Regions from separate parts of the Homo sapiens genome. Here all the other regions are linked to region 1. The links are chromatin loops, found by intact Hi-C in ENCODE. Cell type or tissue: PC-3. All regions are shown on one strand. Each heading gives the region's core, and the rest is flanking DNA. Links, peaks and the distances in the headings are about the cores only. Region 1 holds the start of LINC02378 (long intergenic non-protein coding RNA 2378). Region 2 has its middle 430 kb from the start of LINC02378. Region 3 has its middle 370 kb from the start of LINC02378.

Region 1 (10,777 bases), core at 1,508-9,507:
ATCCTGGCTAACACGGTGAAACCCCGTCTCTACTAAAAATACAAAAAATTAGCCGGGCGTGGTGGCGGGCGCCTGTAGTCCCAGCTACTGGGGAGGCTGAGGCAGGAGAATGGCGTCAACCCGGGAGGCGGAGCTTGCAGTGAGTGGAGATCGCGCCACTGCACTCCAGGCTGGGAGACAGAGGGAGACTCCGTCTCAAAAAAAAAAAAAAAAAAAAAAAAGTGCGTATTAATTATTTTAAAACTTTTCATCTGAATGTATTAATTGCATCAATGATTATCAGAAAAATATTAGGCTTGGTATAGAAGTTATTCCAAAGACACAATCTGCTAATATGCCCAGTATTGATTAATATGTATCAATAGAAGTCATTTAGATGTATAATGGATGATCACAAAAATCCTGTTCCTTCAAACAAGTGTTGAATTGTAAGCTATTTTCAGCTTTTATTTAGTTAATTTTTATTAACATTAAACAAGGCAGTAAGAAAATGATTCATTACAGTCACCATTCTATTTCTTGTCAAATTATAATTTGTGGTTTTTTGCTCTTAAAGATATGTTCAGCACTATGTTCTTAAATAAAAAAAAAGTTGTCAAAGTTTTTGTGATCTAGAATAAAGAATCTAAAAAAATTGTACTAAAGAAATTGTATTCAACCTTTACTTCTGTAACTAGCAATACAGTATAGTTTAACTTATTTTTGTAGTGAAGTATTGAATAGAAAACAAATAATATTTACTTCTAAAATGTAACATACATATACTCTATTTCAACTTATTGAGGACATTTATATTTTTCCAGTATAATACCTAATTAGAATTTCTATCATGTCTTCATATTCAGTTATGACTTTATTATTCTGTCCTATGTATTTACCTTACATATAATGCCATTGTTGCATTGATGTACTGTTTTGTAATTATTTGCTTTTGATCCTGTAGTAGAGAGTGTTCAAAATGGCTCCCAATGGTTCCTGTCTCCTGTATAGCCTACTCACATATTGAATCATGGTTGTTCCTGTGTGATAAAATGAATACAAAGTAAATGATAATGTTTCACTTCTTAGGCTAGGTCATAAAATCCAATGTCATTTCTGTTTTGATTTCTTGACTTATCTGCTCTGGGAAAAACCAACTGCCATGTCATGAGGAAGGTCAAGCAGCCCAGTAGAGAGGCCTAGGAGGAAAGAAGCAAAGAACTCCATAAACACCATCATTAACATTTTAGCCATTTACATGGACACTGTCAGACACTTTAGCCTAATCTGACTGTGACTTCATGAGAGACTCCAAGTCCGGTCTACTCAGTGTAGCCACTCTTGATTTTCTGGCCCACAGAAACTATGAGCTACAGTAAATTAATATTGTCATTTTAAGTCATTTTATTTTTGGAGTGAGTTGTTAAACAGCCATACGTAACTAATAAAATGTTTTAATTTCTATAAGTTTTTTGGACATATGGACTGTAATTATTTTCTTTTCTGTATTGCAGATACTTAACACAATGCTAGCCACAAAGTGGAAGCTCACTTAATGTTGGCTGAATTTAAATAAATAAATGTAAATATAATCTCCTTGTTGGTGCTATAGGTTTAGAAGGGGCTTAAAAAAGCAGTAAACATCTATTATTCAAAATTGGCAGAAAAAATTGTCCAACATCAGCTTGGCCAAAAAACTTAAGATTTTAGGCAACAAGGCAATTGATCTAGTTATTCTGATTTAAAAAAATTAACTATCTTAGTAAGCCTAGTCACAAAACGTTCTACTCAAAATTAAATATTTCCTAAGAACTATCTAAAATCTTTAAATGGTCAAGAAAGTTAATTTGTAATGCCTACACTTGATTTTCATCCCCAGTTTTGTTTTGTTTTGTTTTTTCTGATTCTATGGCAGAAATTATTTTTTTGGATCTCAGCTCTTCAGGCATATTAACCAGAAACAAGTAAAAAATAAAAACTATACAAGTAAGGCTTAAATTAATTCTGACAAGCTGTAAATGCTTTTTCTGAATAGATTTTGAGAAAACTGGATTAATTCTACTTAAAAGTAATGACTCTTCATTAATAAAGTTTTAGAATTATTTTTCTTTTATTGAGATGTTCTAAGAATTATTCATATGTAGAATGTTTCTGTATTATAAACATTTTATTAGATACCAATATTAGATATTATATATTATTATAATTGATTCTAGAAGTAGACAATTCTTTTGGATGAAAGAGAAAAACTAAATAATTTTACCAGTTTAAGGTAGAAACAAGATACAAAAAAGATGTGAACCGGGAACAAGAATAAACCTATTATCTAAACACAGGTATAATAATTTTATTTTAAGTGTCTGTCAATCAACTGATGACAAATGATTGGGATTTGATACTAGAATGCCTAATATATCACATACATTTTATCAATTATTTAAATCAAAAAAGGGTTTATCTCTAATATTGTTTGCCTTTCAATGAGTCATTTTTATTGTCATTCTAAATTCTCATGTTACCAAACGACTTCGAATATCTTTAAAAAGAGAGTCCTAAGCTTCAGTGAACTCTGGTAGCGTTTGTTACTGTCCTACAAGAATGAGCCCAGATTGGACGAAGACTTGCATAATTAATTCTCTAACATGGAAGCACCGTTTTGAGTCAACTTTGCATAAATATACCATTGATTTGCAGATTTACTAATTACACCTTCTTATTGTGAATATGTCTGAGGCCTTTTAAAAAAATTAAATTTTGTCCATTTGATACTATAATTTGATTATTTCATAATCAATATAAATAAGACTAAGAAAATAAAGTAATGGTTTCTGTGAAAGAGTAATTTGTTTAATGCCTGAACAGAGGAAAAGACCACAAAGCCAATGATATAAAAACAAAACAACTCACCAATTCATTTTATTGGCTATTAGTAGATGCGGTCATGTTAAGGTGGAGAATGAAACTAGAAGTGAAGAGAATATTATGGTGAACAACAAAGTAAATTGGAGATAAAAATGTAGAGAGATTTAAACATGATCAATAATATATATTCCTTAACTGTCCCCCAAACCAACTTTAACTTTCAGACTTTAAAGATCCCATTTTCTTCCTTCCCTTTTTTCTTTCCTTTTTTTTTCCCTCTTTTTCTTTTTTTTTTTTTTTTTTTTTTGAGCTCTGCTGCCCAGGCTGGAGTGCAGTGGCGCGATCTTGGCTCACTGTAAGCTCCACCTCCCGGGTTCACGCCATTCTCCTGCCTCAGCCTCCCGAGTAGCTGGGACTACAGGTGCCCGCCACCATGCCCGGCTAATTTTTGTATTTTTAATAGAGATTGGGTTTCACCGTGTTAGCCAGGATGGTCTTGATCTCCTGACCTCATGATCCACTCGCCTCGGCCTCCCAAAGTGCTGGTATTACAGGCGTGAGCCACCTCGCCCGGCCTCTTCCTTCCCTTTTTTCTACCATCAAAAATAATAAATTGTCTAAAAGATTTTCTTGGCAGCTAAATACGAATGAAATCCCTCATTTTTGTCTTTTTATTGTTCAGGTGACAATATACAAACTCATCAGTTGCAAGTAAGCTAATTAAATATTAATAATACATATTGATTATTAATGTATATCTCTGAAACTTTTTTCTTAATCTAGTTTAGTCTATTAAAAAAGAACCTTTTCTCTTTGTACTTATTTGTACCTTGGGATAGTTAAATACACTCCTACAGCCACGTTCCCTAATGTGCTTCTTTAATTTTCAAAAGATTCGGCTTCTTATATTCTTGGTAGAGAATATAGCTCAACCCACTATTTAATATATTTTATGATCTTTATGTGAAAGCTACTGCTAGTTAGCTTTAATTAGCTTTGCCAGCCACTTTACACTTCAATGTTGTATTTGTTTTATAATTATTGTGTTAATTTGTTTATTATTTAGTGTCTACCCATTATAGTATCAGGCATATGAGGTAAGAAGCTTTGTCCCAAAACTTACCACAGTGACCGACTTGTACTACGTGCTTAATAAACATTTGTTGAATAAATAAAATCATCAGTACACTGTGAACATAATAAAACCAACTCAACACATTTAGAAGTACAGTGATTAATTGATGTTAAAATATTGGCAGTATAGAATATCTTTATAATGGCTGACATGGGGGGGGTGTCATGTACAATGTGTGACATTTATATCCCTGCAAAACTGTTGATCAGAAACTCAACTCATATTAAAATCACAGAAGTGATTTCCAGACATTGAGTCCAATCCTGGGTAGCCTCAGCCTGGAGGCCTATCCTGCTGATCTTTTTATCTAACTTAACTCCTCTTGGAAAAGGGAGTACAAATAAAATATCAACAAAATGGTTAAGTGATACCTTTTTTTCTTTGTCAAAGTTAAGGGTTGAAAGGTATCAAAATTATCCTCTAACTGTATTTTTAAAATGGAGAACTGGGGCCATGAAATCCTCAGAATGTTATGTGGAAGAGCTGGGGGTTGAAGCTTTTTTGTGCAAATGCTGCTAGCACAATTAAACAATGTGTTTCTGCTTGAACATGGACGATAACGATGTTTTAGAAACAATGGGAAGTGAATAGTTTACATCTTTACTTCCATACAAAAACATATATCTTTGAAAATAATACCTACTAATGAGACATCAGAATGAAGATAAAATTAGTGACACAAAGCATTTTCACACATTTGAGAGAAAAACAGGAAGCAGAAAACACAAATCACATAACAAAATGCAGTACATTATTTTAATATAATGAAACATAATGAGATTCTGGAGTAAAATAATATTAAAAAGTACATACATTAGATATTTTATTTGAACTTTTGACATTAAGGAAATATGCACCTATATATGACTTAATATGCCCCCATGGTTCCTCTTTAATATAACACATAAAGTATGAACATTTTCCCACTGTCTACATACTTTTGCAAAATTAAGTCACATTAGAGTAGGTAAAGAATATAATTTCCCTCGATTTTAACTCCTAAGTTCCTGTGTTCTGGTATTTTGAAGATAATGTTATAATTAATATATTTCAATGTATAAAAGATTTTAAAATATTTATAAGTATGTAATATACTTAATACATAAAGCCTCTCTATTCAACATCTTCCCAAGTGATTCAGGAATAGCAACTTTATTTTGCAATTTTGAAAGTAGAATACTTTTAAAGTATTTAAACTATGTTTCATTATATACAATTTATATGCATGTGATCTCAAAATAATCTAAAATATCTAAAACCCTTGAGAGAGGCCTTCTCATTGTAAGCTTTAGAGAAACTGGCAGATGTCAGGGAAGATACATTGAGGCAGTGAGTTGCTTTCTATTACATTCGATTCAAAATAGAACAAAAAGTCACAGTTTTTTTGTTGTTGTTTTGTTTTCTACAAGACAAAAATCAAATAAAGAACTCCTCTCAGACTCAAAAACACATATTGGAGCTACAAACTAATACACATCGCAGCAAATTAATAATGGAACATGCCTACCAGCAGAAATTTGACATTTGCTACTTCATTCAGCAAACATTTGAGTCACTGAGGTTTCAGAAACACAATCCCAATTTAAAAGAACATATAATGATGAGAAAGACACACAGACATTTGATGGGGCAAACATTATTTACATATGGGTATCTGAAGAGAGGATTCTTACCATTCAGGCTTAACTTTAATCCTTTCTTCTCCCTTTCCATCCTCTACCCACTTCTTACACTTATTGAGACAAGAAGACAAATCGCTGAAGTCAGATACTGCAACAAAATGACAACGGGCATTAGAAGAAGAAAAACGCTCCCTCATCACAATGGAGCAAGAGTGTTGCATAGTGACTAGCTGGAGCCTCCTGGAGGACAAGGCATGTAGAGCAGGAAATAAGCACAATACGGGTAAAATGAGACAATGTCAGAATAGGACACCTTGGTTGAAAGAAAATGTATTTGTGGAAGAAAAAAGAACCTTCTGGGAGATTCTGAAGTCTAGTGGTTGGGTGACGAGGCTGAGGCAGGAGAATGGCTTGAACCTGGGAGGCAGAGCTTGCAGTGAGGTGAGATCGCGCCAATGCACTCCAGTGATTAAATATCTATTTTATTTAACAATGTACTTGTAGCACCTGATATATTTGAAAGAGCTTAAAGATTAAAATATTTTAATTTCTGTTTATTTTGGGCTGCATTGAAGATAACATTGTTCTAAGACTGGACTGGGTTACTGATTTTTAAGCAATAAACAAATGGCAAAATTACCAAAGTTACTTAGATAAGAAATACTGAGAGAAGGCCTGTTTTGGAAAGAAAGATGATGAATTCAGTCTAGATATATGAAGTTGAGATACATTTGAAATGCCAACAATGAGATAGAATACATACTGAATGTAAGGCCTGAAGCTCAGCCGAGAGTTCTAGAGAGATGGACCAACAACAGGTCAATAAACGAAACTTAGGGCCAAGAGAAGAATCCAGTATTTCCACCTCATGGCAGGAATTACATAGTCCTTACCAAATTGATATGTAACACAGAGAAAATTTAATTGGTTTCTAGACTGTGCTTATACTATAGTGATTCTTAATAATTATACCCAAACTTCTGTTAAAGCCTTGAAAAAACCTTTAGAAAATGAAGGAGAAATAACAAATTCCATAAGTAAAGAGACAAAAAAAAAAAAAAAAAAGGAAAGTGGCTAGGATCCATAGGATTCAACACAAAAATATATACTGAAAATTCAGAGGTAAAAGGAATGTAGTGAGATGTAACCATGGAAATTTAAGATTCTAGTTACCCTTAAAAATCTTTTGAGAGAAGGTGGACAATGAATTTCATGTAAGTTACAGGATTAAATACTGAAGCTGTTTTATTTTAAAATTAAAATTATGAACCAATAAAGATAGAGAATTGGGGACATTTTATTTACACATTTTAAAAGGAAAAAAAGGCAATCTAGATGTAAGGGAAACAGAGAAAGTCACAAAAAACTTGAAGCATATACCATGAGAAGGTCTCCAAAATAATCACATATGGTGAAAGCCTGGGTTTTAAGGTGAAAGCACAGTACTAGGGTGACAAAAATTTGCCAGTTAAGTAATTAAAAATATTATTTTACTAACAACAAATGTCACTTGCTACTCTTTAAGCTCCAAGAGATTTTGTCTGAAAGATCCTCGGTTCTTAGAAGCATGATTGGTTTAAGTAGCTGGCACTCATTAAATGCTTCTTGAATTAATATGGGTATATGGATGAAAACACACAAACACACACATACAGGAATATATAAAGAGAGAGAATTACACTCCTTTGTTCTTGCTATAGATTATAAAAGCTGCTGTTAGAAAGGCCCATACTGGAAAGAGGACAGGAGAAGAAGAAACCCTGTAGGAGTAGTGAAAACCATACAAGTAGCACATTGTCTTGAACCAGACAATCCTCTAAGGATTGTATTAGTAGTTAACAATTCACTGGCAGTTTTAAGATATTTGTGCACTGAAAGCTACAACTAAACTAGTAAGCACTGACAATGCTGTGAGGGTGATGGAATAAGACCCATCTTCTAAAATGGCTGGTGTCGATTTGGGAATTTAGCAGCTATGTTCAAGCAGAATTGATTTTTCTCTTATCGTGTCTGCCCTCTGCTGAAGACATAGGGTGCCAATGGAGAATTAATCATATATTCTGATATATAACATTGAAACTTTTAATTAAAATTCAAGTAGCTAAAAGTGGATACAGTAGACAGTTGGACAGACTATTTGGCAGAAGCTGTGTTCTAGAAAAAAAAAGATAGAGAAACAATTTCTCTACATGACTGCTTTGGAGCTCTCTTCTCTCAGCCATTCTTGGTGCGTAAAGTGAAACTTTACCCCAAATGCATACTATTTGGAAACAGAAAAAGCTTTTTTTGTTGAAGGATACAATGGAAAATGCATAAATCAACCTTCTCTATTTGGATGACTTTGGTAATTTGCATTCATCTGTTTAAAGAGAGTTGTCTTTGGAGACTTCTTATTTTTACATAAAAATTACACTCAGCATCTCCCAGCTTCTTTTGTTCACTAAAATTAGATTTGCTCACTTATGCAATTCACAGGACCTAATTTGTTCAGAGGGAAGTCACATGCTATTTACAGCATGTCCTTTCTCACTTACCTTCCTCAAAAAAAAATTAATAATATGGCAGCTCCCCTTCCGTGGCACAGTGCAAGTGCTGGTGATTCACGGGGTGCGCTCCTGTGGGCAAAAGGCCACCTCTCTATTACAAAACAGAAATGAAAAATTGGCAAAAAAAAAAAAAAAATAAGATTTGCAAGTATCATGGGATTTTGTGAGAGTAATTACACTGGCTTTCAATATTAATGAACTTTTGGAGGACCATCCATGAAGCAGTCCATTGAATCTTCAGCTTCAACCATTCTAGTCCTGTGTCTTTGCTGATAATGGAGTCCTAACTGTATACCAATGCTGAAAAACTCAAAGACTGCTCTCGTTATCATAACTGTAGTGCAGTATTCTATCCGCTGAATGTATAACCACACTCTAATTTGGAAAAGTATTAGCAGGGCATTTGCAGAGGGAAGTGTGTTTGCTATGCTATATGAGATTCTCATATATTGATATATATGAGAATATATCAAGAGATGATCAGAAATGAACAGTGTATGAACAGTAAATACATATTTTTAAGATGGTGTATATAATTCCTCTACTGTGCTTTATGAGCCTTTAAAACATATCACCTGCTAAAATAAAACAGGCTATTTTTATATATGCCTGTTTTTGTCGCTTGCATGGTGTGTAAACTTGAGAAAATTATAATAGATATTTCTAAGCTTCAGTTTTCTAACCATAGAAGAGGGATAATAGAATATGCTACAGAGCATTTGTGAGGGCACCAGTGACAAACCATCAGAGCCAGCTTCGTGGACATGGGAACTGCCTACACACACAGCACAGCACCCTGTGCTTAGAGGAGCCCTGCAGTTAGTTTAATGCTCTCCTGTTGCTCTATGGAAATTCTTAATAATGTTTGAATAGGGCCCCCCAATTTTCATTTTCCACGGGGCACATAAATTACATAGTTCTTTCTGCAGTTAATAAGTCGTCTGGCCCAGTGATTGCCATATGTTAAGTGTTCAATATTTATTAGTGTCGTATTTGCCCTCCTCCTAAATGTGCAGGGTCAAAGTCAATCAAAGGGTCTACTGCTTTATACTGGTTTCTCACACTCTTAGGCTCTGGAAATCAGTTTGTTTCATTTCCTCCTCTTGGCCGCCTTTTCCCACATTACGTTTGAGGTCACATTTCAGTACTGGCTGCACATTATCTAACAATTTACTAGGCCCACATGACCTCTTTCCTGGGCCTATAAAGAACCTCATTTAAAGCCTTTGGGAAATAATCACTTGATCACTTTTCACAGTGAGGAACTTGCCCTTAGGGCTAGATTGAAACAGAAAGTTAAGAAAACGGCTAATGGTGCATTGGGATGTAGTTTTAGTTTGGGTGTTCAGCTCAAATCTAGGTTTTTTTTTTTTTTTTTTTAATTGCTTTGGGTCTGGTGTCAGGTCTGGGCTTTGGAAAACCAAATCACAGAATATCTAGTTTATGTCCGTTCTAGCCCCTATGAACTATATTTCATCATTGATGGTACAATCACGTAGGTACTTTTATAGCCAATTAGTATACTAGTGTCAACAATAAAAGCAAGTGTGACATTTTATATATAGTTAATATCTGAATATGCATATTCAAATATAGGCAGGTATTCCAGATCAAATTGAAAGTAAAACTAGTTCTAAGGTACTTTTTGCATTGACATTCTACTAGTTATTGGTTATATATGTTTACTTTTAATTATAATAGAAAATGCTACAATAATTCACAGGGGTGAAGTTGTTAATTGTATGTTCAAAAACAATTAAGGACTTTGAAATAGATAAATAGTGAAATGAGAGTTAATGTGAATACTAAGAAAGTGAATTATATAAAAATCTTTAGAAAGATTATATACTTTTGAGCCAACAAATGTTTATGTAATTTAGATAATACTAGAAAAAAATAAAAATTAGATTATCTCATGATTTTTATTGTTATGTAACTAGGTGTAATAACATTATTAACTTTAAACAACATATAAACTCTACACATTTTAGCTAGTTATTTATACTTAGAGTATGAATCTTTCTAGAAAACAGTTATAACTGATAGTTTTTTAAAACATCTTATGAGGATAAAAAGCAAAGAACCAACTTTCAGTCTCAAAATTTCATTGAGAAGAAAATCCTAAATCATTTAAAAGTAACATTCATGACAAATCATCTTTGAGTCAGATATAATGAACAGCATAGAGAGAATGAAGAAAAATGAAAGTGGCATAGAAAAATTAGATACCTCAAGCAGATACCAGCTCTCACTAATAACCTTCAAAAGAGTATACTTAATAGAAATGCATCATCTTACTCATCATCATTTTAGAAGTAGAATAAAATTGCTTAATTAAATAGAAGACTGAAATGATCTTAAAGTTCTCTTAGTTTAGTTTTGTTGTTGTTGTTTGTATTCAATGCCTTTATTGCAAAATAATGTTGCACAATAGTGGATGCTGACAGAGCAAGCCAACAAAATACTTTTCTTCTCTACCAAATTCATTTGCAAATGAGCATTTATTTAGAATGGCAAATGTGCAGCACATTGATCTAAGGAGTAATCTCAGCTAATGGTACAAATAAATATTTGCTCCTCTACTTCATTCAAATATTGACATTTTAATATTCTTTGTGGTTAAAATTGTATTA
Region 2 (10,777 bases), core at 1,674-9,673, 420 kb before region 1:
TTTGCTATTTTAGAGCAGTACTCTAATAATTTAAACTGTAAACATTTTCTGATGGCTTTGATGTATGAAGATATTTTGAATGCTACTAAGAATTAACTACTTTTTTTGTGATAAGACAACAGAACTAGGTCTGACATTTTTTAAAAGACACTGTGAAGTATATTGCTCTGATATGTAAGAGCAGATATTTCAGATCAGAGATTTACATCAGCTTGTGATATCAGAAAGTTTTTGGAGAATATTAACACATGACATAACTTGATCATACACAAATAGAGAGAATAAGCATGATTTGATCCCAGTTGATAAATGATCAGGTAGAATGGAAGCTCCTATCAAGTCTCCTATCTGACTTTCTTCTGGCATTCAAAAAGGAAGTTGGTTTCTCAGACAGTAAATAATTGGTTTATATGGATATACTATATACACTGCTTATAAAAAGGCTTCAGATAAACTGCGACTCTTAAGGTGATTACATTTAAAACTGAAAGAAAATTGAAAATGAGAACAGCTGCAGGTAAGATTGGACATTTTGGGACAAAACAAGTATTCATGCTGCTAGTGAGCTGGTGTCTCATCTGCAGTCATTACATAAAGCAAAGAGCTATTATAGCTTGTGATTATTTTTATTTACATACACATCAAAATGATGAGATGAGGTTTACATTTGCTCTACTTCTCTGTTTCCATCTGAATATCATTTACTTTCAGGATTAAATAAGAAATTTATTGAGCTGTACCATCAAAAACTTGTTAGTAATTGCTATATAATTATATATATTTTTATATATTTATATATTTATACATAGCTTACCTAAATCTGCAACCAAAGCTTGTAGTAACTTTGTATAACTCTGCACCATTAATTTCTTCAGAGTGACATTCTGATGTGAGCTGAACAGATGGAATTGCAGGATTGTTCTAGCAAATTTATCATAAAAAATGCATCCGACACCTGTGTAATTTGCCTAATCATTTTCCTAATAAGCTCCCACCATTAATTATGCACGATTTCCACAATGCAATCAAGATAAAAGTAAATCTGATGACTTAATACCCTTCAAAATAATTGGTTCACCCAACACAAGGCCTCCTTTGCTTTCCATAGCCATTTTAGTTAATTAGAGAAAGGGTGCACCCTGTTGGAGTCAGCAGAACGGAGGCTGATCGCTTGGTGGGAGGTAGACCTGCTGGTGTTTGGGCAGGAGTCAAGGATATTAACTCGTGAAAGAATAGAAGATAATTTTGCCCCTTCCTCTTATTTTCTTCCCTTCACATTCCCCCTTTCAACTTCCCTGCTTCCCCCCACCCACCCCAGTAGCAAACAGATGCGATTAGTGTTCTTCAGCCATCAGAAAACTGACTGCAGGACTCTGCGGGTCTAATAAGAATCAACTTTTCCGAGGCTGCTGTCTTGCGGTGCAGTCCACCTGTCACATCATTAGGTGCAGCATGTGCCTTGAATTCACTTTGCTAAATGAGATTTACAGGCCCCACTGAAACCCATCCTGCAGCATCCCTGCTTCAATTAGCTAAAGATTAATTGTCTGAGAAAGGGAATGAAAGTTTTACTTCAACTGACCTGAAAAAAAAAAGGTAAAAAAAAAGTATGGTTCAGGTATTCCACATAGGCCCGAGGCAGTGTGGAAAAACGTGATAATTTAAAGGTGCTGCAAATTTTCTACACCTCGCCTGGATGAATGAAATTAACTAGCACTAAAAGCTGTCAAATTAAAGGTTGACTTCCAGATATTAGCACCTTAAATGTCACTGAATATTCTCTTTCTTTTTTTCTTTTCTTTTTTTTTTTTTTGGCAAACATTCACGTCAGCACACCTGCACGTGCACACAAACATTTTCTTACTGCTGCTCCTGCTAACTGCTTGTTCGTGCCCAGCCGGGAGTTACTTGCTATAAATCTTTGATGTAACCATGGCTACAGAACAACTGGCAATTACAAAATTTCCTCCATGTTAATGTTACACTAATTATATTTGAATATATTTTAATGGAGAAAAAGATTTGGAGGTGAGAAAAGCTTCTGGAAGAAGGGCAGAATGTGGGATCTCTGCACCCATCTGCCACACGTTTCCTTCGCTAGTCAGACACACAGAGGTCTTGAGTGGAGGTATGTCCCTAGTAGCTAGAATTTCTTAACTTCTAAATCTTAATACAAATTATAAAACTGGAAAACTTTAATGTTATGGAGAATGGCCTAATGTAAATAGACAATCGATTTTTAGCATTGTGGGATATGCAAGGATTTATTAGGATTTGGATAGGAAATAGGAAAACTTCTCTTATCAGCTCAAATTGATTTTTAACTAATTAAATAAGAAAAACATTTAGCATTCCTAATATTCAGCATAAGGAATGGCACTGGAAACCACATTTGGCTAGGATGTCAGACACGGTGTAGAGTACTTGAGGGAAGAGTGGGGGTACTCCACATTTGGAGGCAGAGGTTATCAGGGGCCTTCATTCTTCAGTTCACTTTTCACATATTTCAACTAATCACAGTTTGTTTGTGCCGATTTAAATTTGTGGTTTATAGCACCTAGTTTTAATTAATAAAATTTCACAAAATACAAACATGCCTGGAGAAAATCTTTACCAAGACAATATACAAATGAGGTAATACTAAATATGTATGCAAAAGAGAATAATAAAAAAATGCAGAATGCAGAACGAACATGCCTCTACTTTGAATATGAGTTCCCTATCTTCTACATTAAGAGATTAAAAGGAAAAACCAGAAGAAAAAAAATGATGTAATCAAAAAACTTAAATAAATTCTTTTATACATAACAGGGAGTCTATTTGAAATATGCATTTGAATCCAATATCAGTAACAGTCAACCTCACTCTAAGAATATATTTAATATGAGTTATCAACTAACAATACCTGTGAAGCATTAGGATTTGAAAGTCATGTAAAAATATTATTTTATTTGTTTTTTAAACAGCATTATGCTTATGTTTTATAATATGGATATTTTATTAGTACAGTTATACATATATACTACTTGCAAATATAAATATGTGTATATATATATATCTACATACATAGCAGGCATATGCTGAATTTTTAAGTTTAAATTTAAGTCTTTTCCTAAATATGATAGATATCCAAGAAGTTCAGAGAATTCTATTCCAAGATTCCACTCCTTATCTATAAAATTAGACAAGGGCTGGAAAAACTATATGACTACTTTGAGTTATAATTTTCTCTTCGACTTGAGTATTTCCATGCCTATGGATCTTTGATAGTCAAAGGTTCTTCTCACTGACTTAAAGTTAATAGTTAATCAAACAGGAGGAGACAGCTAGGAAATAGTCCTCAGTGCAAAATTCTCCATATTATCTTTTCATGTTGATAGCACTATTTGTTATGTTCTTAAAAGAACTTATTGCAAAAGGATGCTATATACTGGGTGTCTTTTTTTTTTTTTTGACAGCGATTTGCATGTTCGGTTAGCCTAGCCTTTAGAATTTTGATTTAAAAGAAAGGTATCATACGCTTTGTGTCCCTTTCTCCTCACCTAAGTACCCGCATTTAGGTAATGACATCCAATCTGCATCAAACATTTACTATACTCCAGACATTTTTTTAATCAAATATTACCTCATTTAATCTTTACCACAATCCTATGACTTAAGATTTATTACTTTTCTGCTTTGACTGATGAGCAAAATTAAATTACAGATATTAAATAACTTTATGAAGGGCAGTCTAGTAAATACAAGGCTAGGATTCAAACCACTTTTCATATCTTATGCCACACTTTGGCGTGACAAAACTCACACTTATGGGTTATTGTTTAAAATTGATACCCTGCCTGTTTCCATGGGGATTTGAAATAGTGAAGAAGCAGATGAGTTGTTGTATAAACTTGGGTTCAATCCAATGTATGTGGGTGGGATTGGTGTTGGTGGAGGCAAAAGTGTTTATGTGTGATCTACCATATAGATAAACTGACATTTAATTAAATTCTGGGTGGCATCATTTCCATGATTAAGATGTAATATCTATAGTTATGAAATTTTATGAGTTTTACCACTGCTTATGTTTGGTTCCAGTTTATGTCTTAAAAATACAAGTCAGCATAAGATACATAGAACCAATATGGTAAGATATGATTAAAAGCAATATGAATAAAGCTATATAATCTGACAAAAAGACACCAAAGAATTCTGAATATTTCAGAGGTGTCAATTATTCTTCATTGAAGAACATATTGAATACAATTCTAATTAAAACCCTAGTAGAGATTATTTGGACCTTGGCAAAATAATTCTAGAGCACATCTGGAAAATTAATGAGGCTATTAGCATTCTGGAAAAAAAGTACAAATAAAAGACACTGCCTACTAGATAGTAGATTATATAAAACTGTAGTGATAATAAGAAGGGACTATTAATAAAGAATTGACATAAAGATCAAAAGAACAAAATAGGCAGCCCAGAAGCAGGAAACCACATACATAAAACTGTCCAAATAAAAATGATATCATTAAAATCTCTTAGGGAATATATATATGTCAATACATGATGATGTAACAAATAATTAATTGCAATAATTATACATTTGTACTAGATTTTATATTTGAATAATTAAATATATTAGACATAAATAAAAGTAGAATAGATTTTGTCCTAGAGAAGAACTTTTAAGTACCGAAATAACATAAAAAAAATGAGCTACAATTTCTGCATATCACCAAATATAGTAAACAAAAGTAAAATCCACAATTGGGCTAGAATTTAAAAAATTTAATCTGTATGATGGAGAAATACTACTGTCATAAATAAAATTGAAAACAAGTAACTGTGAAAGAAAAACTGTTGGGAAAGGATTGAAACAGGCAATTTAAAAAAGAACAATTTGAAAAACAGTAAAGGTATAAAAACCATGCTAAACATAAAAACTAAAATATTGAGACACTATTTTTCACTTTTGAAACTATGATTTATGAAAAATATTTATGCCAAAAGACTACCAAAGGCATATAAAATAGGTACTTTAAACAATGATCCCAGAGGTAAAACGTATACATTTCAAAAACATTTGGCAACAAAAACCGAGATTTTTAAAAATGCTCATACTCTTTTAATATAGCGAATGGCTTTGCTTCAATCATACTACCCTGATAAACTAACCAATGCCTCACTACAGTTCTCAAAAGAGGAAATAATCTCAGTGTCCTGCAAAAAGAGGAATTGTTAAAAAGTATCAATTTAAAAATGCAATGTTGAAGGATACATAATTCAGAAGGGAATGCTCAGAATTGTTATTATAAGGAACCACATAGCTTCGAAAATAAACTGCAAGGAAGTCTGCAAATGTATGAAATAGGCAAAAATATTTTAACATCATAATATAGGGTTAAAGGCTAAGGTTTGTAAATATTCTAAGTTTGAAATCTTGTCTTACCACTTTAATTATGTAGCTTTGAAAATTTACTTACTCCATTTGTATCCCAGTTTTCTCATCTAAAAGATGATGATAATAGCCTGTACTTTACAGTTTTATGGAACATAAAATAGAATAACTATGTGAATGATATGCTTAGCACAGGACTTGGCACTAAGCAAGTGCACAATAAATGTTATTAGCTATTATTATCCCTAGATGGTGGTATGGCATTGTGAATATTTTTCTCCCTTTTAAATGTATATGAGATATTTTCATAACAAAATTTTGACTAGCTCTTTTTCATAAGTTTCATCAGAATAAAATGTGTATCTTCTTAAAAGTCAAGGTAGCAGCATAACCCAAAAAAAATGTGTATAGATAAAAATTCTGTCTTTTGTGAGCCCCTTTTCTATTAACTGCAAGTCTATTATATATGATTACCTCATTTATTCATTCCACAAAAAAGTATTTTTTATACTGAATGCCAGGTAACTAAGTTCTGTAAACATATTAGTGAACAAAATGTGTCCCTTTCTTTATGGGGTTTATAATCTGTTGGAGTTGACAATAAATAAGTGCAAAATAAGTTGTTATTTTGAATGTAATAGTCTGAGAAAACTTACCTGAAGAGATGGCTTTTAAAACTGAAACCTGATCAGGCATTCTGTTAACACTGAACTTGTCAAATCAAGAAAATAAGAAATGTCCAACAGTTCAAAGGTCATAATTCTATAAAAATATATTCAAAGCAGATGTAATGGTGTATTCAAAGTACACTATGAAAATTAAAAGACATCATAAAGATAGTGTATTTCTGAGTACGTCTGTAGCTTTCATAGCCTCAGATTCAACCAACCGCAAATCAAAAGTATTTAAAGAAAATTAAAAATAAGTCAATTTTAAAAGTACACACAAAAAGTACAGAATAATAACTATTTATAGCACATTTACATTATATTTGCTATTATAAATAATCAAGACATGATTTAAAGTGTAAGGGAGGATATGCATAGATTATATGGAAATAGTACTCCATTTCTTCTACTGGACTTGAGCATCCACTAATTTTGGTATCCACAGGTGTCCCACAAGCAATTCTCCATAAATAGATATCAAGGAATAACTGAAAGCAGATAAGAAATATTTTAAGTTGATTTAAATTTAATTTAAATATAGTTCTGATATATTAACGCAATCAATCTTCTTTTTAGGTAGATTAATGTATCACACACATAACAATAGCAATAGCAACAACAATAAATAATATTTATTGAACACTTAATATGAGCTGAGATATGCTAAGCAATACGGGGACAAGAGGTTGTCCCAGTATTATCCCTGTTTTACAGCAGAAGAAATCAACATAAATTTTCCTTTTCCAAAACCACCAGTTCATTTGTGATGAAATTGTGATTCAAACCAGGTCTGTCTGATATCAAAATCAGTGTGCATAATCTATAGGCTTTACTGCTTTGGTTTGGATATCTGAATGCATTTGAGAGATTTCTATTTTAACTGAATTTTCCCTAATTATTTTTTAATTAAAAAATTCACACATTAAATCAGTCATTTGAAAAGAAACTTAGTAAATTTGGCTGCAATACAATAATTAACTGGTCCATTGGTTTTAAATATGCATAAGGGTTTGAAATAATTCAACTGCTAGCTCATTCAATCTAATCCACAACTTCTAAGAATTTCTTGAGATTCTATTTTTTTAAAGGGAGAGAAAGTTGAGAATTTACATGTATTACATTAATACTTCTGTATTTTGGTGTGTCTACCAGGTCTTGGGTATTTTATAGATATTAAATAGATTATATAATAGAGGACAAATAAGCCAATTAAATGTGTATTAAATGTGTAGGTATCTCTGAATAACTATAATTATGTTATAATGACAAAGAATAAAAAATGACTTATATCGACTAAATTCTCACTGTGTGCCAGCAGCTATACTTTCCATGACTGGCAGGCATTTGTTCACTTACTCATAACTCTATGAAGTAGGTAGTATACACCAATGTGCAAAATGAAATGTTAGACAAAATAAAATACCCAACTCCTCTTAGCTGCTTGGCCTAGAATGAAATTTTTTTTTTTTTTTTTTTTTGGAGACAGAGTCTCGCTCTGTCGCCCAGGCTGGAGTGCAGTGGCGCGATCTCGGCTCACTGCAAGCTCCACCTCCCGGGTTCACGCCATTCTCCTCCCTCAGCCTCCAGAGTAGCTGGGACTACAGGCACCCACCACCACTCCAGGCTAATTTTTTGTATTTTTAGTAGAGAAGGGTTTTCACTGTGTTAGCCAGGATGGTCTCGATTAGAATCAGATTTTTAACTCATATCTGCCTAGTAATACTAAAACTTCTAGAATGAAATTCACTTCTAGAGATGCAGCATCCTTATGCAAACCAATTTAGCTACTTATGTTATACTTACTTCTCTAGTACAGAGGTTTTCATCCAGAATGTCATGGGTAGCTCTGCTAATTGAAAGGAAGAAAATAACTCCTAGTACACTAGAAATTATACAAATCTCTTAATGATCTGATTTGACTTTGGGCTAAGGGTCAAAATATGAATATGTGTATGGAAGTGTGGAATGTCTGAGTTGTACCATTTAGTCATACATCTTTTACAGTAATTAATGTATAACATAACCAACTTTGGTAGTTCAAGTAACCATCTGTCACCAATGTTAGAAACCACTTACTGTTTTGTTATAAGTTACATTACAGAAGGCCAAATATCATGGTAATATTCTGCAGGAATATCTCATGTGAGTCTTGTTTGTAGATTTTTTTTTCTCATTTTGGAAAGCGGTTCAGATAATGTTATTTTCCTTCCATTGAGGTGTATAGCTTTATGCCCTCTCCACCTATCCAGTTCTAACTCCAGTCTCTGCAATAGATATAAATGTATCTGGTAAACAGATACATGATGTGTCATTTATAGGGTTTTAGGTCCTATTAACATGTTTTATTTCCAAAAAGTACCATTGATGTCTTCTCTCATGTGCCTGACTTTGCTGTCAGTCAGTTTTACCAAATGGCTAAATCTGCAAATGGAGATAGAGATGGATCGAAAAGCCATCAAAATGGGGCCATGGAAATGTAAGGAAACAAAGTACAATGTTGCCTTGATACCTGGGCTTACATCCAGTGCTTTGAATTACCAGATGCCACCTCCTCCTAGCACTAAAAACACTAAACATAAACAACAACAATAACATACATTGGTATAAAGAGTGACACTCACCTGTATAAAAAATTCTCATGAATTTACCTGTATTTACCAAAAACAATTTATCCTCCATATGTATATTGCATGTAAAAAAAAACAGATTCCATGTATCGTACTAGTACTTTCTGGAATACTCTAATAGAATTTCACATTGAATAAAAGGGTATTCGAATGCTATGCACCACACAGTCTCATTTAGCAAGCTGTCAAAAGTGAAACTTAAGGGGTAGAGAGCTGAGAGATATTTAAGATACCATACATTTATAATAAAGGAATGAGAAACATATTACTTTCTGTGGTATTGAATTTTTTTCTCTCTTTTTGCTTTCTTACCAGGAACATTTCACACACACACACACACACACACACACACACACACACACACACACACATCCTACCTGTCCACTGGTGACTGTGGGATGGGAATACAATTGCAAGTTTCCTCACAGCAGTGAGTTCTCAATCCCAGCTGTTCCTTCAGCGGCATGAGCCAGCATGATTACGCTAAAACACCCCTGGACTCCTTCCTCTTTTGTTTCATTCCACCCCGGGTCTTAAAGCTTAGACATTTGACACGCTTGGGCAGTTTTCTCTCTAATTTCACCCAAGCTGACTGTGTAGTGAGTTTAGTGTGTAGGTGTAGCCTGTAGGTGCAAGTAGCTGCTTCAGTATTTTTTCCCTTTAGCTATCTGAACACTGGATGCATTCCAGGTTGGAGGAAATCTCTTATGGTAAAAAGTTAAACCATATCACAAGAGAGATAATATTACCAGACCAAACTGATTTAGATCAATATCTATCCAGGCACAGGTTGACTCTGAAACTGTGAATATAATGCTTCTGGCTTCAACAACATAAAAGATGAAGCTTCTTAGGAGGTAAAATATTCCTCATATAGTTACACTAAGTTTAGTTCCTTTTAAAATCATGTGATGAGGCTTGTTGATATTGTGATATTCAGAGTAGCTTGCTCATATCTTAATTTCCCATGATCTAATATTAAAGAATAGATATATGTATAATACAGATACATATTACGCAGATTATATATAATATACATAATGTATATAATGTATATATATAGCAAGAGGTATATATAAGGTGTGTACACACACACACACACTCACACACACACATATAGCTTAAAATTTTTGTATAACAGCCGTCCTGTTCCCAGACTAGAATATGGAACATCAATTTCCAATTTTTTCACCCTGGTGCCCTGTAACTCTTTGCTACTCAGTGAAAATATCTGGAAATACATACATTGTTACTGAAGTAGCAGGTGGTTGAAGCATTCTGAATGTGTCTAGCTCATTAAAAGGCATTGAAGAATCCAAATAAACAGCATCGTATACATATCTTAGACTCACATATATGTCTGCTCTATTCTGAAAAAGAGAGTGCATTGATTTTACCCTTCCTTATTTCTTGGTCATCTCAATTCCTTGGTGGAGTTATTCAACATTGAGAAAAACATCTACACATTACGAGAGATAGAATTTTGAGGGGATAGAATTTCAAAGCCTACAGTGAAACATTTTGGAGATGGGGAGATGCTGATGGCAATCCATAGTTTTAGATTCTGTGATGTGTGTGTGCATGTGTATGTGTGTAAAACTCCACAAGTAAGTAACTTGAAATAAATACATCCTGAAAGAAAACTTGTCAGAGCTTTCTTTGTGCACCAGATAGAATTTTGAGGGGTTAGAATTTCAAAGCCTACAATGAAACATTTTGGAGATGGGGAGATGCTGATGGCAATCCATAGTTTTAGATTCTGTGATGTGTGTGTGCATGTGTATGTGTGTGTAAAACTCCACAAGTAAGTAACTTGAAATAAATATATCCTGAAAGAAAGCTTGTCAGAACTTTCTTTGTGCAACAGTTCTCTATTTATTGCCAGCTGCACATGTAAGAATGACAATCACATGTGTAAACAATTCTCATGTAGTATAAATGTATAATTCTCATGTAGTATAAATGTATAAATAATTCTCAAGTAGTTTATTTGAAAAATGTGGCAATGAAAATGTTATTAGAAACTTACTTTGGGCTGAGCACTATGGCTCACGCCTGTAATCTCAGCAATTTGGGAGGCCAAGGCGGGCAGATTTCTT
Region 3 (10,777 bases), core at 1,753-9,752, 370 kb before region 1:
CAGATGGCCAGCTTCTCCCTGTATCTTCATGTGGTAAAGAGAGGAAGCTCTGGTGTCTCTTTCTCTTGTAAGGACACTAATCCCATCATGGGGGCTTTATCCTCTTGACCTAATCACTCCCCAAAACCCCATTTACTAGGGCTTCAACACACAAATTTTGGAGGGACATAGACGCTCAATGCATAACAATATTCATGCTCCTTTTACTAGATCTCATGCTTGCTGGTACCTACCCACTTTCTGGATTCTCCACTTAAAGGCAGTTGGTCTACTGGAACCATCTTTCTCTTCACCTAAGGACTTTTGTCATTATCTCATATGATTCTGATATCATGATCAGAAGCCTGATATAAATGACTTGATCATAGCTGTCATTTTAAATTTCAAAACACTGAAATTTTACTGCTAGTTAGCTCTCTGAAGAAAATGGCATCTAATGATTAGCAATGTCCAGCTGCCGTATCTTTTTAAATAACCTAGAAGTGAAACCATTGCTGTTCACTTAGAATCCAAAGTCCTATGGTGAAAAGTTATTCCTTTAAAGAGAATGTGTTAGCACCTGCATGGTGTCAGCATTTCAAAATGGAAACGTATCTGGTTTTATTACTTTGTAGGTTAGAATATTAAGAACAACTTCCAACAAACTAAATATTTTTATGTACTTCATCTTCAGATGATCCAAGATACCTTGTTGGCAATAGGTCCATTATCACCTCCTGCTTAAAACATTTAGATTTTACCAAGGTAGATATATATAATATATAACAAATTGATAGAAATAAATACTAAAGAGAGAAAGGGAGATAGGACATATCAAGGGTAGGGGAAAGTTGAAGTTGTAGATAGGTTGGCCAGGAAAGGTTTCACTGAGAAGATATATTTTGGCAAAAACCTAAAGGAAATGAGAGTTCACCATGTAGATATCTGGTGGAAAAGCATTCTAGGCAAAGGCACATCCAGAGGAAATCCCAGAGGCGTGAGGAAGTCAGGATGTTGAGGAGTGTCTGGCGGGGGGCAGTGTGGGGAGTGAGATGGACTAGGAGGAGATGAGGCCAGACAATAACAGCAGGCCAGATCATATGAGGTCTTTCAGGTTATGGTTAAGAAACTGGCTTTTTATTTTCTGAAAGTTAATAAGAAATTAAAGGCAACAGTGGTAGTTCACATATTTAGGGATTAGAGCCTCAACTCGAGTGACAAGAATGGAACAGAAAAGAAAGGCAGAGAGGCAAGAGTGATTAACTGAGAGTGCATATCCCTATTTCTATGCAGGTCTCCACTAAGGTTAACATGAATTTCTTATACTTTGGCCTCATGTCTTTCAGTAGAATAACCAATAGTCAAGGAAGGCTTCGGTCCTACACCTTGGTCATCTTTGCTGCTGTGTGTATGCTGGACTGACGGCACACCTGACAGTGTCATGCTGTGTTATGGTTGGAATTGCCTGTAAAGTGCTGTAATAAAATTCATTCAACGTTCTTTAAAAAATAGGCTTTCCATGTATCATGGCTAACTGAAAACTAAATGAGCAGGGCTAGTCTTTATTTATTTATTTATTTAGACAGAGTCTCACTCTGTCTCCAGGCTGGAGTGCAGTGGTGTGATCTTGGCCCACTGCAACCTCCGACTCCCTGGTTCAAGTGATTCTCCTGCCTCAGCATCCCAAGTAGCTGGGATTACAGGCACATGCCACCATGCCCGGGTAATTTTGTATTTTTAGTAGAGACGGGGTTTCTCTATGTTGGTCAGGCTGGTCTCAAACTCCCAACCTCAGGTGATCAGCCCACCTCAGTCTCCCAAACTGCTGGGATTACAGGTGTGAGCCACAGGGCCTGGCCAGAAAAGATAATTTTTGTGTTTTTAGCAGAGACGGGATTCACTATTTTGGCCAGGATGGTCTCCATCTCCCAATCTTGTGATCGATCCACCCAACTTGGCCTCCCAAAGTGCTAGGATTACAGGCGTGAGCCACCACACCCGGCTGAGCAGTGCTAGTCTTTAATAATTATTTATTGCAAAACAAACATGCGCGCACACACACACACACACAGTTATTTAATTATTTAACCATACTAAGAACTCTATTAAAAATCTAGACCACAAATTTGTTTTCACAAATGAAAACACCTTTTTAGTCATGTCTATTTTCATGATTGATTTAACAGTTTTGGACATCAGGCAAGAGTTCTAATATTTTGTATAAAAAGATAAAATATTAAAGTTTTGAGCAAGGATATCATGTTTTAAAAGGAGTGAGGATAAACCCAAGTGTTCAGATTTATAATCTTGTCAGGAGGATCTTCAATGATCTAATCTGATTCTAAGTGTTACATATGCAAATAAAAATAAAAGAATTAATATGATAAATATTTTTCCTCTTATTGGGTGTCTTCAGTTATTCTTATTTGAATTAAGTTGTTAGTTGTGATGTCTACGGATTCCAAATTACTGTCTTACTAGGATGTATATTCTTAGGCTCTTTCTCTCTCTTTCCTTCCTTTCTTCCTTTCCTCCCCCCTCTTCCCTTTCCTCTCTCTCTCTGGATATCTGTTTGTTTTGTATAAACATATTTACACATGTATATATGCACATATATGAATTTTCTACTTAAAATGTTCTTAATAATTTAGTTTGCAACATTATGTTGATACATTTTGTTTCCTCCTCTATATTTTTTTTAGTACTACAGGATCTATACTTAGATACCAAAAGTTGGAATAGCTGTCTGAGGATAAACATTATATTAAATCAGCCCTACATATTTAAATAAATATAGAATCTAAAATAAGATTTGGAAAAATAAACAAAAAACAAACACACAAAACACTAAGCACTGAAGATTTGACTTAACAAAATAGCTCAAGATAATAAAATAGTGTATTTTATTGAACACATTATCACCTCAAATTACGTAGTATTGAGCACCTCCCCCAAGTTTTGGTGGTGTTAGCTTTAAACTAAATTAATCTAACCTTTAAAAATTATATAATTAGTGTTTCATTTATATTAGCTATAATGATAAATTACACATGCATGATTCCAGCTGTCTTTTGAGCTTATACTATAAAATGGGAACAATGCATTTACTATGTCATCAAATAAATGAATATAGAATTATACTTAAGGTAATTTTTGTGAGGAAATGGTGTATGATACGGTGAAAACAGAAGAAAGGGGTATATTTGAGAGGAAAACCGATGCCTCTACTTTGCAGTCAAACACACACAGATTGTATTTGAGGTGCTTTGAGAGGATTCACACAGAATTATTTATAGTTATGCAAACACATACATATCAGAATATAAGGAGAGACTGAGAAAATATCACAGGAAATGGGTTCTATCAATGTGATCAGCCTCTTACTATGTCTGGGGATCTTGGTGTATATTGTATATCTACTTATTTATAATGTTCATAATACTCTTATATTTGTAAAATTACATACATATTTATATATTGAGTATATATGTTAGATATAATTCTATTATGATTAATAGAATTTTAAGGGAAAGACAAAATACAAAATATATTAATATATTTAGTAAGAGAAATATACATGCTATATTCTGGTTAATTCAAACTCTCAAATGTTCAAACTCATAATAAGTTGTAAAAAAGACAACTGATATACATTATTATCAGTTTGAGAAACTAAAATATTCTCAGTCATCTTAAAATAATTATGCTAAATGATACTGTAACCTTTATGTTCAGAATCAGCGAAGTCTTCGGATAATATTTTGAAAGTTTTTTAATAGCAAGTGTTAAAACTAAACAAATTTTCTTTAAAAAATGAGATTATTCCAAATAATCTAAATGTCTAATTACCAGGCCATCCCCTTCTATATATTTAAGAATTTAGTTTTCTTACTTGATTTACCTTAATTTCAAAATTGACATTAGTAATTTTCTATGTCTACATAGACCTCTTAATCTCTTTTAGTAGCCATTATGCTAGTATTTATTTATCGAGTACTTCTCTGCCCTGAAGTTTAACCATGGGATATTTTATTATAGGATAATTTTTTTTAAATTAGTTTGAATTAGTGAAATGTTTGAAACAATGCTTGTTCTTTGATTCAGGGATAAGATAATACTATATGTGGATTAATAATTTTTTGTTGTTACCTGCTACTTTAATATGCTACTTCCTTTAAATTAGAAGATAATATCTTTACTGAACAAATAATTGATGGAAAGTATTTTAGAAGAAGTATATTATTTTTGGAAGATGATATTTAAAATAAGAAAAATAACAAAACCAAGAAAACATTATCAAAATAGAGGAGAAAACATATACTAAAATAACAAAGCTAACTCTTCTTGGCAGTATTCTTATTTGAGGTATACTAAATTTGTACTTTTGACATGATTTTCACATATCCAAATTCAGCCTTGAATATTTTTATTTAAGAATCTGATGCATTTATTTTAGCAAATTATGTGGGCTTCAAAACAAAAATTAGCATGACATAATTATTTGTATGTCTACTTATATACATTGTTTTCATCTGTTTCTAATCTCCCACTCCAAAACACACACACACACACACACACACACACACACACACACACAGTAACTGAAATGTTAGGAAACTTCTATCGAACAATAGGAAAATAAAGTTATGTACCTTCTAACATATTCAGGTTAAACATATTATTTAAAATAAGAAATAAAATTGTGTTTTCCAGAAAATTTAAAAAGCATCAATGTGAAAGCTTTGCAGAAAATTCCTCATGCAAAACAATGATGAAAAAAGAGTAAGTACTTGAATGACAATATAGAAAATAATTAAAACCAGAGAATTAATCTTCGTCTTCACACACACTGGCTGATGCTAACACAATTGCAGAAACCATGTATTTAAAGCTACATTTTACAAAACCTCACTGGCACAAATCAATAGAAAGCTTTAGTGGCTAGAATGTGTGTAATAGTAACAAGTAGAAAGGTTAGTGTAGAAGTTAATGGTTCTATCAGGAATAAAACAGAGTTAAAATGTGAAGGAAAGGTCTACCACAAGTGGTTCATTAACCTTTTAGAACCCCAGTGTATCCTCTCTGTAAAGATTACAGCAAATCTGACTCAGACTCTACCAGCATTTGCTAATGCTCCATCTCAGCACAGAACTGTTTAGATTTCTTATGGTAGAATTATTTTCATTACAATTGCACGTTACTGCTGAAATTAAAACAGCAGGACTAGACTCCAGAGGGTATCAGTAAGCACTCACCATGGAGTTATTTTGTTTTTGTTTGTTTCTTTCGAGGTCTCCTTTTATATCTGATTCAGCTTCAGACTGACCAAAAGTGCAAGGTCCAATATAGAATTATCTTGTGGTCACAGTCATGTTTTTCATGGGTAGCTGTACTTCTCTTAGAATTCTGTTAATTTTCAGCTTGCTTTTTAACATTCATTGAGTGTTGAAAAGGGTGAGGAATTTTTCCGACCCTCCCTGAATCGCTGAGAAATATAAAATAATATTATTGTCTTTGTGCATAAAAATATATTCCATGACCTCTGAATCACTTGGCAAAACTGTTTTTGGAGAAGGGCGATAATTTGACTTGCACTGTAATAATTCAAAGTTACAATTATGGTAACAAAAGCCACAATTTGAACACATTGGCATTCGCAATGATTTAATGCCTTTCGGTGCGATTTATTCACAGTGTTGTCCCTTATCTTTCATAATCTCCGTTATTTTTTGACCTTAACAAAAGAATGAAAGGAAAACCGCATCCTTGCCTTCCCTTGTTACAGCATCCTTCCTGCTTCCTTCCTCCCTGCTCCTTCTTTCAAATCTTTCTTGCTTTTCTTTCAGCAAATTTCAGGGTAGAAGTTTAAATGAGCAGCTGCCACAGCAGGCACTGCCAATGTTCTCTGGCCAATCAACCAACAGGGGGTACTCTTGTACAGTATGCCTGGCTCCCCTTTGGAGACAGAACTAACCTCTGTGACAAATTCAGAGTCCACCAGCTTGGAGCCCGAAATCCCAGACCATACATTCCTTCCAAATTTTCCAGTTGGTAATCTATCCTGCTGGGCTGATTTCTCTCAAATTTCCATGTAATCCAAAAATAAAGTTATTTTTTATTTCTTCTTCTGTTTTTTTTTTTAAAGAGGGGCAAATTCAGTTCATAATTAGGGGAGGAGTAGTTTTTGGATTCCATCCCCTGCATGAAATCTGTTATAAATATGTCCTGCCAAAATCCTGCACTGTAATGTGCCAGTTTTGTAATAGGTTTAGTTCTCTGGTCTTTTTCTCTAAGTCCAAATTCTCTGTCATTTTAAAACATTTTGTCCTTGAAAACCTTTTTTTTTCTCACAATTTTTTAAAGATGATGTGGTATGCATGTTTTAAGCCATCCCATCTGTGACAGCTGAAGACAAAACCGTCAGCTTGAGTTTTGGCACAACTTGGGCCTCTGTCTTGTAATCTCATTTGTGCCTGTCCTAGAACTGTTCTTATTAACCAGAATTCTTATCTCATAGCCACAGCCGAGGGCAGCACTGTGGCTCTTTGAGTACAATCAATGCACTGGCTAAAATGACGTCCAGATCTTTGTTAGAGCAGACACCATCTTTGGAATCGACTGTGATGTTGAAAATTGTCGAACCCCTTAAGCTGTCTCATTTCTTTTGCTTGAATGATGGTCTGAACTGGGCAACGTCAGAGAACAATGACTCTGGCTCTTTGAAATGTTGATTTGCATCTGTGCCATGATGTGATGAGCACATAAACTCTTTATATAGTTGGTCAATGATAATAAGGCTTTCTACAAAGAACACCATATTTACCATTTAGTTGCCATCTCGCTTGCCAGAAAGCTTTGTCCATAAACAGAGCAGACTTCATGAAGCCCAGAGTTAAATAAGAACCTTGACATAGCTGAAGCCATATCAAATTTTTGTATTTTCATTGTTCTTATTTCACGTAATTTTAAACGCAGTACTTCATCGGATGTCAAGTCACTGGCACCAGAATTTTTTAAGAGTCAAGCCTATAATCTTCTCTTTGATTTGAAACTTAGGATTTTTTGAAAGATAAACTTTTGTGTCTTCATGCTGTATATTCAATAACACAGACATCCTTTATAATACAATGATGTCCATTTATCATAATGGTTAGATTACAGGATCTACCACTCTAGACTGTTGCCTTATTTTAGCTCTGTGGCATACATAATTTATGAATTGTTGGTAACTCAAGAATGTGTTTATATCCAGAAAGAGTGACTATATAAAAAATAACTCCCGAAGACATTTGCCTATTGCTATTGAGATCTTTCCTTTGTTTTTCAAATATGGAAGTATTTCTGTCTGCAAGATATAAAACCCATGTGTTAATTTATTATCATCAAAGACATCATCTCAAAATCTGAAAGTTGAATCTAGTTAACAACTCCAATATGTGAAGCCAAACAATTGACTGATTTTTTTTTTTTTTTTAAGATTTGGAAATACAGGCATTACATCTGCTATTTTAGAACAGTTGAGCTTAGAAACAAATGCTTAAGGACATGAAAGCTATGATACTACCAGGCAAATAGTTTTCTTTGCACTTTCTCTAACATGAGGCTAATTTTATCAATTTTCAGTATTTATAAAACCTACATATGGGTTACACTATTTCTTGGGTAGATTTAGTCGATGATCTCACCCAGAAATCTTGGCTAATACACCATATATTAGCCTGAAGCTCCCCACTTATGAACTTTATTAGCCCACTATTATACAATGAAAGGGAAACAGTGCATATATGGCAATGGAGGCATCACAGTGTAAAGTAACCCTACCATCTTGTGATCATAGACTGTTTAACAGTAAGAGAGAAGTTTTAAATTAATTAGGCTCAACAATGAGAAAAGGTATTATAAAGTTCTAAAACTGAATTTTCAGATGGTGAAAAGGAGAAAAACTTACAAAAAGATATAATTTCTTTCCAGACAATTTGTTTGATGGCAAGTGAGTAATTTAACATCCAAAATAAAACAGAAAATGTTAATAAATTTATTTGAAAATGTTTGGTTACAAATATATACTATTAATCTTCAATAATTTAAAAGGTATACATCTCCTGTTTTTTCATTAAATTAAATTAGAATCCCCCTTTCTTATTTTTTTTACAGTTTTCATTATATTTAGTCTTTTTTCTTTTTTTTAATTTTATTATTATTATACTTTTAGTTTTAGGGTACATGTGCACAACGTGCAGGTTTGTTACATATGTATACATGTGCCATGTTTGTGTGCTGCACCCATTAACTTGTCATTTAGCATTAGGTATATCTCCTAATGCTATCCCTCCCCCCTCCCCCCACCCCACAACAGTCCCCGGTGTGTGATGTTCCCCTTCCTGTGTCCATGTGTTCTCACTGTTCAATTCCCACCTATGAGCAAGAACATGCGGTGTTTGGTTTTTTGTCCTTGCGATAGTTTGCTGAGAATGATGGTTTTGAGTTTCATCCATGTCGCTACAAAGGACATGAACTCATCCTTTTTTATGGCTGCATAGTATTCCATGGTGTATATGTGCCACATTTTCTTAATCCAGTCTATTTGTTGTTGGACATTTGGGTTGGTTCCAAGTCTTTGCTATTGTGAATAGTGCCACAATAAACATCTGTGTGCATGTGTCTTTATAGCAGCATGATTTATAATCCTTTGAGTATATACCCAGTAATGGGATGGCTGGGTCAAATGGTATTTCTAGTTCTAGATCCCTGAGGAATCGCCACACTGACTTCCACAATGGTTGAACTAGTTTACGGTCCCACCAACAGTGTAAAAGTGTTCCTATTTCTCCACATCCTCTCCAGCACCTGTTGTTTCCTGACTTTTTAATGATCGCCATTCTAACTGGTGTGAGATGGTATATCATTGTGGTTTTGATTTGCATTTCTCTGATGGCCAGTGATGATGAGCATTTTTTCATGTGTTTTTTGGTTGCATAAATGTCTTCTTTTGAGAAGTGTCTGTTCGTATCCTTATTTTTCTATGACTTACAAATGTATGAAAATAAGCAGTGGATCTTCAATCCTGACATGCTTAGTGATTGCTATTCATATTCAGTGTGAGGGATAATCTAAACATGAATCTATTTATCAGTCATCATGCTTTCCAGATCAGCACACAGTTCTGACTCCACTACATACTAGCTGTGTAATGTTGGGCAATATGCTTAATTACTCTGAGCTTCAGTTTTCTAATTTATAAAATAAGGATGACAGATCAGTTTTCTACTATGTCTCTTCAGATTAAATTTTTGGCTGTTTTTATCTCTCCCTGTTTACCTCTCTTCCCTCTCTCCCCTTTTCCCCACTTCCTACCCCACCGTGAGTATCCATCCATTTATTTTTCTGTCTATCTACCAATCATCTATTTGTCTACCTATTTACCTGATGTTAACACATGGAATTGAAAACAGAGGGCAAAAATATTAAAGATATTAAAATTTAAAGGTTGTCAAAAAAGAGTCAATCAATTGTACAAAAAAAGAATGAATGTAGCCCCTCTGTTTTACTATACTTTCCAACTGCTTTTTGTCCCCTCACTTTAGAATATGGTTGTACCCATTTCTATATCATCATGAGAAGACCTGGGTTTGTTTTCACCATCTAATGTAATTGATAAGGTTGGCAGCATGGACATAATGAATGTCGTTTGATAAGAGAGCTGTAACAGTGTCTAATATGCAAAACAGTATATGGCATTTTGCAAAATGTACATTTCATTTTGCTAATGTGGAAATAACCTTAATTTTTGAATTTATTCTTTATGAAGCCATAATAAGGAAGCATACCTATAAATACTTTATTCTGATATTCTTAAAACCATTTGTCTGGATTATAATGATAACGATACAAAGTGTTTCAGCACAAATACATTGGCTCAAAAGAGTTAAAAAAATATATAACTTCAATTTTTTGGCTAGAAATGATACATTTTTTAAAACAAATTTACAGTATTTATAAATATAAATCAGCTAGTGATTACTCTTTTATTTTAACTTATAGGAGACAAACAATTGGATTTACTATATTTCACAAGATAAAAAAGGATTTAGTAAATTCAACTAAATTTTGAATTTTTCACATATTTGAGCATATTCCCAAGGTTTTGAACTTGTGAATGAACTTGAAACTTTAAGTCTTAGAAAATGTATCTAAGTTATTTAGACATCAGGATATATTAATCAAACTCCCAATGTAGGTTCAACAGCATTAATCATTAATTCCTATTTTAGAAAGACAGCAGCAGAACATTTTTTCATGTGTTGATTAAAGACGACTTGACGTTGCCTATAAAGGGATCTTGTACTTATAAGTTCCTTGGAAATAGTTAAATGCAATATACCGAAAAATCATCAACTACAAATGTCTATTAATTCTTGGCCTTGATTAACACATGAAACTTACTGTAATGAGGAAACACATGCATATTAAATGAGCTGGTATTTTTAAAGTATGGACAATGCTAATAGCTATGCCAAAATCCTTTGAAATAAATGTATTTTTATTTATAAATACATTTATAAATGTATTTCAGTAAAATACCATTAGATAGAAAATTCGATACTATATCTCAATTTAAGTCAGGATAAAATTTCAAGCAATAAAAATGTTCACCATTTACCTCAAAGATCAAGGAAAAAATATTTGGAATCTTTTGAGAATTTCAAGTCTATATTCATGATGCAAACTCCATTTCTCTGGCTCAGAAAACCAAGATGAATAAGAATCCAACTCTCCGGGTTAAAATATTTTCCTTTAT

What was found. Hi-C counts contacts between places; a loop is a spot of excess contacts. Peaks named below come from ENCODE experiments on the same cell type or tissue, not always from the same donor. Only the 100,000 strongest peaks of a DNase experiment are listed, where the experiment ranks them.
Region 2: a loop joins it to region 1, with 8 times the contacts of the local background. A loop is called at or near these places in 3 of 110 quality-filtered maps.
Region 3: it touches region 1 in a loop (11-fold over the local background); 3 of 110 quality-filtered maps call a loop at or near these places.

Annotation. Positions count from the first base shown.
Region 1 is chr12:17,583,345-17,594,121 of GRCh38, forward strand. It overlaps LINC02378 (long intergenic non-protein coding RNA 2378), which reads right to left and starts at 5,734. Exons shown (of 5, transcript NR_146522.1): 1 at 5,650-5,734; 2 at 2,887-2,941; 3 at 1,118-1,178; 4 at 879-1,023. LOC124902888 (a long non-coding RNA gene) reads left to right here and starts at 5,845. Exons shown (of 2, transcript XR_007063231.1): 1 at 5,845-6,039. In PC-3, for the core only: a CTCF peak has its summit at 5,845 (motif pointing left); a DNase peak (open chromatin) is centred at 5,817; H3K4me3 peaks cover 667 bases.
Region 2 is chr12:17,158,605-17,169,381 of GRCh38, forward strand. No RefSeq gene overlaps it. Among named protein-coding and RNA genes, the nearest start is that of LINC02378, 430 kb to the right of the region's middle. RefSeq lists enhancers at 64-208, 246-2,221 and a cis regulatory region at 136. In PC-3, for the core only: a CTCF peak has its summit at 5,625; no DNase peak of the experiment used is centred there.
Region 3 is chr12:17,210,050-17,220,826 of GRCh38, forward strand. No RefSeq gene overlaps it. Among named protein-coding and RNA genes, the nearest start is that of LINC02378, 370 kb to the right of the region's middle. In PC-3, for the core only: a CTCF peak has its summit at 5,893 (motif pointing right); no DNase peak of the experiment used is centred there.